2 separate regions of the Homo sapiens genome follow, and region 2 is linked to region 1. The links are chromatin loops, found by intact Hi-C in ENCODE. Cell type or tissue: Calu3. All regions are shown on one strand. Each heading gives the region's core, and the rest is flanking DNA. Links, peaks and the distances in the headings are about the cores only. Region 1 overlaps LOC101927947 (a long non-coding RNA gene). Region 2 overlaps SFRP2 (secreted frizzled related protein 2).

Region 1 (4,401 bases), core at 138-4,137:
TTCTGACTTCAAGTGATCCAACAGCCTCGGCCTCCCAAAGTGCTGAAATTACAGGCGTCAGCCACTGCGCGTGGCCCGTTTTCCGTCTTTTACAGACAACAAGATCTTGGAGAAGTTACTATTCTCTTCTGAGCCTTAAGGTCCTCATCTTGAAAATGAGAATTAAAAACCTAGGGCCTCACAGAATTGTTGTGAAAATGATGACAATCATTTAGTGGGTGCTTCCCATGTGTCAGACACTGAGTAAAGCTGTTTGTGCCTATTATCTAATTTAGTCCTCAACATAGGCCCAAGAGAGAAATATTATTAACCTTGTACCATAGATGTGTAAACTGAGGCTTAGGGGTTGCCCAGATTCACCTGACTACGAAGTAAAAGATTTGGATTTGAGCCTGAGTTCGTCTGATGCCATGACTGACACTCTTAACTACGAGTCTTGTAAAAAAAAAAAGTTCTTTGTGAGATGCAGGCCATTATACGACAGTTAGTAGTTCTTGTAATGACTTTAAAGTAATCTTGTAAGGTAACTTCAGTTACTTTACTCATTCTCCTTAGGCTACAAGCACCATTTATTTGGCAACTAGCATTTTTTAAAAAAATAATACTACCATTAATAAATACTGAGTGCCTATGCTGGGCCGGGCCCTGTTTTAAGACCTTGAAATGTTTGGACTTATTTACTCCTCACAACGGCTTTATGAAGTAGCTGCCATTATTATCCCCATTTCACAATGTGGAAATAAGAACACTGAGACTTTGAATAACTTGCCCAAAGCCCTATTGGTGGTAAGTGGCAGAGCTGGGATTTCACTCAAGGCAGTTGTAGGACGGAAGTGTGTATTGTCTCCTCATGTGAAGCATAGCTCTAGAAATTGGCAGAGTGAAATCACCAATTGAGTTCTCGCTTATCTCTCTCGGGAACTGGAGTGGCTGCTGATGATGCAGGGCTGATAGCGGGAGCCCTTCTGTGTATTCCCATTTGTCTGGGACACCCGGCCATGGGAACTGTGGTTTTTCCCTCCGATGGTCTCCTGAGTATTCCTCCAACCTTTATTAATCACAGGATTCTTAAAAAATCCCCAGTCACAGTTGGATCCAGGCAACCCCAATTGTTACGATGACCCCTGACTGTTTGGGGTCATTCCCCAGCCTGGATCTTGCCTTCATAAGCCGGATAATTGGGAGCATGAGGACTAGAACAGTAGGGAGGTTATGAGAAGGTGTACCCAGTTCATACAGCCTATGTCTCTGGTCTCTATAATGTTCTGTGATGCACATGGAAGGAGTCCCAAAACTCTAGAAAGCAAGTAAAATTATATTTCCTAACAATCAGTGTTCTCAATCCTAAATGAGAATTTGCCTATTTTAAGTTATCCTAATCCAAAAATGAACTTATCAAGGGGCTGCTGGGTAGTTCACAGAAGGGTGGGAAGGCCAGCAAAACTGACTCAGAAATGGAAAAGGAAGCTCAGAGGGATGCAAGTAGAGATGGGCTGGTCAGAAGCCACAGCCACTGCTGGAGGACACTAGACTCCACCCCGTGGCCAGGACCCTGGAGGCCACTGCTCTACCAAATGGAATTCTGCAACTGCCCTTGTTTGTTTGCTTGTTTGTTTTATCACTTCTTCAAATGTAAAGTCCTGGGCTAGATAACCAATTGGCGCTTTTTCAAATCCTGTGTCTGCATAGTAGTTGCCAGATGTTAGGAAGAGCAAAGACTGGCTTTTCCACTTCTGATTCAGAGGTTGGGCAATCAAAAAAAGCATGACCGCTGCACACCACATAGTTATTGATCTATCTGCCGGGAACCTAAGTGGTCACATTTAATCTTGAGTAAATTCTGCTGGATAAATAGTTCCATTCTCTAACTGTGAACTACAGTTAGGGAGGTAGAACTTAACCAATTTTACACAATTCCTAATGTCAGACCTACCTTTTGCAATTTGCTCCTCAGCTCAAGAAACACTGGCTTAGGCAGGAGGAGTTGTGCTTTTATTCATAGATTGCTTGGGTGGAACCTTACCTGTTCTCTCCATGGAACTAAGAAACAGACAGCCCCCTGGAAAGTGCTCCAGTGTCTTCGGCATTCTGGCAGGAGCATGGCCTGAGGTATCCGAAGGGGAAGCAAGTTAATATGAAGTGCAGTCTATAAAATGCACAATTTATTTCTATATATTCATTTGCATCTGGTGCACACACAGCTGTTAAATATATTCCCAAAGAAGAGAAACGTTATCCATTTCCATAATTTTTGAATTATAGAAATATTTAGTAAAACTGAAAATACAGCGAGCTTTTATAGGCTGTTATACTGATTGAAAGGCCCTGACAACTTCTCATAGTTCACAATCATGGGAAACAGATGTGCAGATCTCCTTGAGGGAGCAAAGATGTGAGAGCATCATGGGGACTGGGGGGAGAAGCTTTCTGTGGGATTTCAGAAGGTACTGAGACCAAGGAAGGACCTCAGAGATCAAGAGGAAAGATTTTCAGCTTAAGACATATTATCAATAGGCCCCAAAGTGGGAGAGGTGGTACCAACAATGCATTCTAGACCAGCAAGCCTGGAGAGATGTGGCCAGCCTGATGGGCTAGCAAAACATGTTCCCTGCACAAGACCAGAGTGGGGAGGCTTCCAAGATTGTTTCAGGAATGTGACTATTTTTTCAGCAAGCTTTCTGTGCTGTGTCACATTTATGAAAAGAAACACATTTTCCTAATTTGTCTTCTTTGTAGGAAGAAAGGCAACATGACAAAGAGAGACCACATGGTTTAGTCAGAAGCCAGAAGACATGTTCGAGAGCTAGGCCCACCACTGACTGGCTGTGTTGGTCTTGGGTATATTGTGGCAATTTTTCTGAGTCTCAGATCTTCATTTACCTCACAGGATTAAGTTAGGTGAATTCAAAAATGCCCATGCAACTTAAAGCAATCTTCAATTGTGAGGTGTTACTCATAAATGGAAATGTGGCCAGTCATAATTTAAGTATAATTTGGAACATAGTTTCTCCTAAAGTTCAAGTTAAAAACTCAGTAGACACACAGAATACACAATGGATCAATGTATTGATCCATAAGACCCCAAATGATAGTAAGCATGGGACATCTGTAGTGAAGATGATGGGATGATCACACATCTATGCCATCCTCTCCTGAAATCTCAATTAAATAACAGCGAAAGGATTTGTTAAAGGCATATGCTCACAAGGAAGGGAAGAATAGTGGGGATAAAACAGCAATAAAACTTAGGAGTCTGAAAAGCAATTGAGTGAGTGGTAAAGGATTTATAGAAAAGGGAATATTAATAGGTAACAGGGGAACTTAGGCATCAGCAAAACCTAGACTGCAGAGTCCACCAGTGCCTCAGGAGCTGACAACACAGGGTACCTCTGAAGTGGGAGTGAGATGCACCTAAAATGTGGAAGATTGGCTGAAAGTCTGTTTCAAACGCCATTGACCTCTGGGTTCCTTCTCCCACCACACTCAGCCAGAAGACTGTCCTTCTCCTATCCAACCAAAGATGGGAGGTCTCTGGGGACACTAAAACAGAGGGTGTCTGGCACAATTGAGAATTAAGTGAATGATGTGCACTTTGTAGTGAGGACTCAGCCCTCTTTTTCCAGTGGATTCCCAGAACTCACTGGATAGCCAGGGCTTCACCACTCTGCCGGAGTTAGGGAAAGTGCTTTATTGGGAGTCTAACCAGCCTGAGATATAAAACTTACAGATATTAACTTTGAAGCTTCTCTAATAAATTACCCAGCCTTATTTATCTAACTAATATTTACTGAAAGCCTATGATGTGCCAAGGATTTTTCTAAGTCCAAGGGTTTCAGCAGAAAAAAATAAAGAAAAAAGAAATTCTTCACTTTGGGAGGCCAATGCAGGAGGATCACTTGAGCCTAGGAGTTCAAGACCAGCCTGGGCAACATAGTGAGATGCCACCTCTATAAAAAATAAAAAATTAGCCGGTGTGGTGGCACATGCATTTAGTCCCAGTTACTCAGGAGGGTGAGGTGGGAGAATCACTTGAACCTAAGAGGTTGAGGCTGCAGTGAGGTGTGATCACACCACTGCACTCCAGCCTGGATGACAGAGTGAGACCTTGTCTCAAAAAAAAGAAAGAAATTCTTTCCCTCATGAAGCCTACATTTAAGATGAGTGAAATGGAAAATAAAAGAAGTAAATGAGTAAAATATGTGATATGCTAGATGATAATAATTACTCTGGGAAAAAAATAAATTAGGGAAGGCGACAAGAAGTGTCTAGGGATAAGGGAGGGAATTGAACATTTAAATAAGTTGGCCAGAAAACTGCTCCATGAGAAGGCGATGTTTGAGCAAAGGGCTGGAGGAGGCGAAGGAATGAGTGTCAAAGCTCACTAGGGAATGGGCCACCTCG
Region 2 (4,401 bases), core at 298-4,297, 260 kb before region 1:
AGAATTGATCTTACAGCTGCATTTGATTTGGTAAAGCAGGAGAAACAATATGCAAGTCTCTTTTTAACAGCACAACGTGGTTAGTCATAAAAGTGTTTTTCTGAAGACCTCATCCTTATATGCTCTCATTTGCCAGTCCAAGGCCAAGGCGTTTACGGATCATATATGTACTGTTTCCAAAATGTATATGTAGACTCGTTAGAATGCGAAGACCAAAAGTAAGTGGTTTACTATAAAGGACACGTTTTATAGTCATGAACAGTATGCTCTGGGAAAGAAAGCCCTACAAACGTGTATGCTGGAATTAAATTTCAAGACTCCATGAAAGCAGGAAAAGAATAGAATTTTAAGGTTAGAAGGGATCATCCCATTAAAATTGCTTGTTAATACACAAAGAATCTTAAATCCAGAGAAGTTTAGTGACTTGCATGAGGTCACCCAGTTTAGGTTGTTTGCTAGAACTCCAGTTGCCAAACCTCCTCCTGTAATACCACTGTGGTGTCTTGAGGCAATGTCCATGTTTTTGTAGTGGTTGCAGCATAAACTTGCCCAGCTGCAATGTGTCCTAAGACCCTGTGTGCCCCTGACAGCTATTCTGTATAGATGATGTGTAAGTATGACTTCCTGACTTTGATGGAGTTTAATCTATGTTTAAATTAGTAATAGAGGAAGATTTTTCTGTGTTGCGTACAACTGTTTTTGAGATTTTCTTTTTTTTTTTTTTAAATATCAGAATGGGAATTTGACTGAGTATGGCTTTCTAGTCAACCAGGAAATTATAGAATCTCTAGCAGGTAAATCAAAAATGCTATGACTTGGCCAACCATGGTTTTGTCTGGTATGATATGCATCTGAACTGTGGTACTGAATTCTCAGTTTTTGAGACTCAAGTCGTGGAATAAGCCATACTTGTGGAAATGTTTCATGCTTTTGTGTCCTCTGCATTGGGAGTAGGGTGTTGGATAGACCTCACCATGGTGGGAGAAATGGACTGATTACACTTTACCTGGGAGCCTTGTCTGTAGTACAGGTAGGGCATATATAAGATTTCACCTGGCCAAATGAAACATTCTCAAGCTCCAAACATCAGAAAAAACCATCACTTTTAACCAGGAGGAAGATTTTTTAGTCATCTTTGTCTAGCTCTAAAATAACTAATTTTGCAAATGTTTATCATGAGAAAACATTAGGGATTTTCTCCCTGGATTTTCAGCTAGGCCCAAACAGAGAGAATTGAATCCCCCACATAACCTTTCCTGTCCTGGAGGATGTGACTGAGGATGCAGGATGTGATCGCAGGCAGAGGTGATGATACTTTCTGGTCCTACAATAGGTTGTATATATAGGAAGGTAGTTCTGAACCATTTTTTATTCACCAGTACTTGCACCACTGAATTTCCCTTGTACTTCAGGAGCACAGTAGGGAAGAGGTGATGCCTTCCCAGAGTAGTCAAGTCAAATAAATCAGATTTCTATGCTTGTTCCTCCTACTTTTCCATTATTCACAAAGAACAGAGGCAAGATGGAATAGTGCTTATAAACCAATAATCTTATGATGCAGTTCTTAAAATTCTGCTTCATTATCCCTCTATGGGTCAAAAAGAGTGAAGAAATAGAAAACAAAGCTTGTGAGGTATCTATGCATGTGATACCTTAAGTGTGATAACTTCTGTGTTGTTTTGAAAGGCTTTCTCTCTGTAAGGAGGGAGCACACTAAGGCACACAGGCATCCATGTTTTGGCTCATGTCTTGATAGGGCATCCTTAGAAAGGGGGTCTTCTGTAAGGTCAGCCACAAAGCAAGCAAGTAATAGGTGTGTGTGCATGTTTCCCAAAGCCAATTGTTATGGAGCTCCACAGTGTAACAATCAACTTTTCATGGAAGTCAGGAAGGATCTGTTTTATGTGCAGTGCAAAGGATATAAACTGCCAGAAGAACATGATATTTTATAGGCTTTTTAATAGAAATTTTATAAAATGATATTTTTCTATCTTGCCCTTAATGAAGTGATGTAGCATGGGGGCTGAGAACTGTGTTTTGGTAAGGCTCTGGTGATTTGGAATTATCTGCTGCTAACATGCCTGGCTCTTAGCCAGTTTGAGGGTTGTATACATTTGAAAACAGGCATATGAAACCCCGTCAGCCCCATTTGTGGCTCCTCCTGAGGGGAAAAGTTGCTAAGGACTTTGAGCTACCTCCCTTCTTTCTCTTTCCTCAGCAGTGTGAAGCCTTTCCCAACACCGGGACTATGGTAGTTCTGGGACCAGTCAGAGTTAAACCCAGGACACTTTCTGGAAGAGACCTGGAGTTGTCAAAGAGCAGGGATTGGATGGTTCCAGAGTTTTAGGGACCTGACCAGGCCTGAGATTTCTGGGATGGCAAGGTAAGGAGAGTGAGAGCTGGAGTGATTTCCCTCAGTCTCGAGGACTATGTTGAATATGTAGAAGTGTTAATATGGGTCTATTAGACTCCATTATTGATTGACAGAGCAGGGAACATATCTGCTTATGAGTAAGTTCAGCCTTGTGCCTGAATAAATACTTTTTTAAAAGGTACCAATAATTCCAACACACCAAAAGGTACCTGCCCTTGGAAAAGGATAAAAGCAAGAATGCCTCTGGGTGAAGTTCCTGGTCATTCCCAACTCTGAATTTAGCATTGATCCTGTGTCTAGCTGGGCTCCTCTTCTGACCTGAGAGCCCTGAAGTCAGCAGATGAGGTGCTGGTAGAGTTCCATGTAGACAAAGCCCCAGCTCTCTTTCCCCTTATAATCCTGTCTTCAGGGGAGTGACTTGCAACTTATGGAACATATCACATGTGTTTTTTATTGTCCCCAAACACCATGTGATCTATCATGTATCTTGCTAAAGTAAATTTCTAAGCTTTTTTTTTCCTTTTTAAAACTATTTTCGAAACTGTGGCAAATGTGTCTAGACTTAGTCATACAAAATTTACAAAAACCTTTTAAAAGGGATTTTAAGATGGTGTTTTAAGGTTGTTAGGTGTTCCATGTTAGGTGTCTTCTCAGTAAGCCACTCTTCTTTTTCAACTTAAGGAACCCCTCCTTGACAAATTATTAATCAGTGCCTTGGATATATTCACTAATGGTAGAACACAGAGGTTTAAAATCATTATGGGTTATAAAGAAAGTAAAAATATTTTTATTTGTGGCCAATTTAAAGCCTTGAATCTGTTTGGCTGGGGCTAATATTTACACTTCCATCCCTGGTGCACATGTTAAGTAATCAAAAGAAAATAGAACTCGGGATTATGCCTGTCGGCAAAAAAAAAAAAAAAAAAAAAGGGATTTAAAATGTGCCACTGGAAATTGATAATCTGAATAATTTTCATTATTTGATTATTGGCTTAACAGAACAATGAGTCTCACCTAACAAGATACAACTCAATGCTAGACAGTTACATAAGGAGGAAACTAGGATAGATCAAGTTAGATGATTTTGGGATACATGAGCTATAATGGTGTTTTACCCAACCTTTATCTAGCAACATCATAATGATTTGCACCTTGAAGTTTTACTGGTAAATAAAACTTCTGAATGTGAAATCTGTTGTTGTTGTTGTATTACTTACCAAAATCATTTTTACAAAGCGTTTCCATTATGTCGTTGTCATCATCATTTTTATTTTTGCAGGCTTCACATACCTTTGGAGCTAGAAATGTGAAAAACAGTCTTTAGTAAGTTTGCTTAAAAGAGAACAGTAGGTGGCGTTTGTAAACAACTCAAAGGGACTTATCCAGACAAAAGTAGCAATTGTCCTATTTAACCTCAGCTTCTGCCTCCTCTATAAAAGCAGGAACACTCAATCCTAAGAAAGTTTTCCCATGCTTCCCAATTTTTTTGGGGGGGAGGGGTGGTGGGAGCAAAATGAGAATGCCTATATGTTGTTGTGTTTAATAAATTATGACTCTCAAAAGGGAGTTGTGGGCAGAGTATACAAGTGTATGTAGTTATAGTTAACTGAGACAGGGTGCAGCTTTTCAGCTCATCCTCCCAACCTCTGGGAAATTCAGTCTGAAAAAGTTATTCCCAAGGCCTTTTGAAGGAGAAAGCACCCAAAGAACCAAAGATACTTGAGGAATTTGGGAAAACTGGTAACTAGAAAATATAGACAAAAGATTGTCTTTCTCAGCCACAGGACACCAGTGTAGTTGGCTCTACTCGGCAGAGCTCTGTATCTCAGGGGGGCCAAGTCTGGACTGGGAGGGGTGACTGGCTAGCGTTCCACATGTGGGCTGTTTCCACCTTGAAAACACATCTCACTAATTACAACAGCCTGCTCTAAGTGGTTCTGTGTCACCTTGTGCCTCTGCCAAGATTGTGCTTGAGTTAGGCAGCATTCATTTCATTGTTATCTGCAAGCTCCCTGGTACAGGTTCTT

Evidence for each region. A loop is a pair of places that touch in the nucleus more often than their neighbours do. Peaks named below come from ENCODE experiments on the same cell type or tissue, not always from the same donor. Only the 100,000 strongest peaks of a DNase experiment are listed, where the experiment ranks them.
Region 2: a loop joins it to region 1, with 4 times the contacts of the local background. A loop is called at or near these places in 5 of 110 quality-filtered maps.

What each region holds. Positions count from the first base shown.
Region 1 is chr4:154,042,648-154,047,048 of GRCh38, forward strand. All of the region lies in intron 9 of LOC101927947 (a long non-coding RNA gene), which reads left to right. Among named protein-coding and RNA genes, the nearest start is that of SFRP2, 260 kb to the left of the region's middle. In Calu3, for the core only: no CTCF peak of the experiment used is centred there; a DNase peak (open chromatin) is centred at 1,734.
Region 2 is chr4:153,782,273-153,786,673 of GRCh38, forward strand. SFRP2 (secreted frizzled related protein 2) reads right to left here. Exons shown (of 3, transcript NM_003013.3): 2 at 3,592-3,672. Among named protein-coding and RNA genes, the nearest start is that of SFRP2, 4.6 kb to the right of the region's middle. In Calu3, for the core only: no CTCF peak of the experiment used is centred there; no DNase peak of the experiment used is centred there.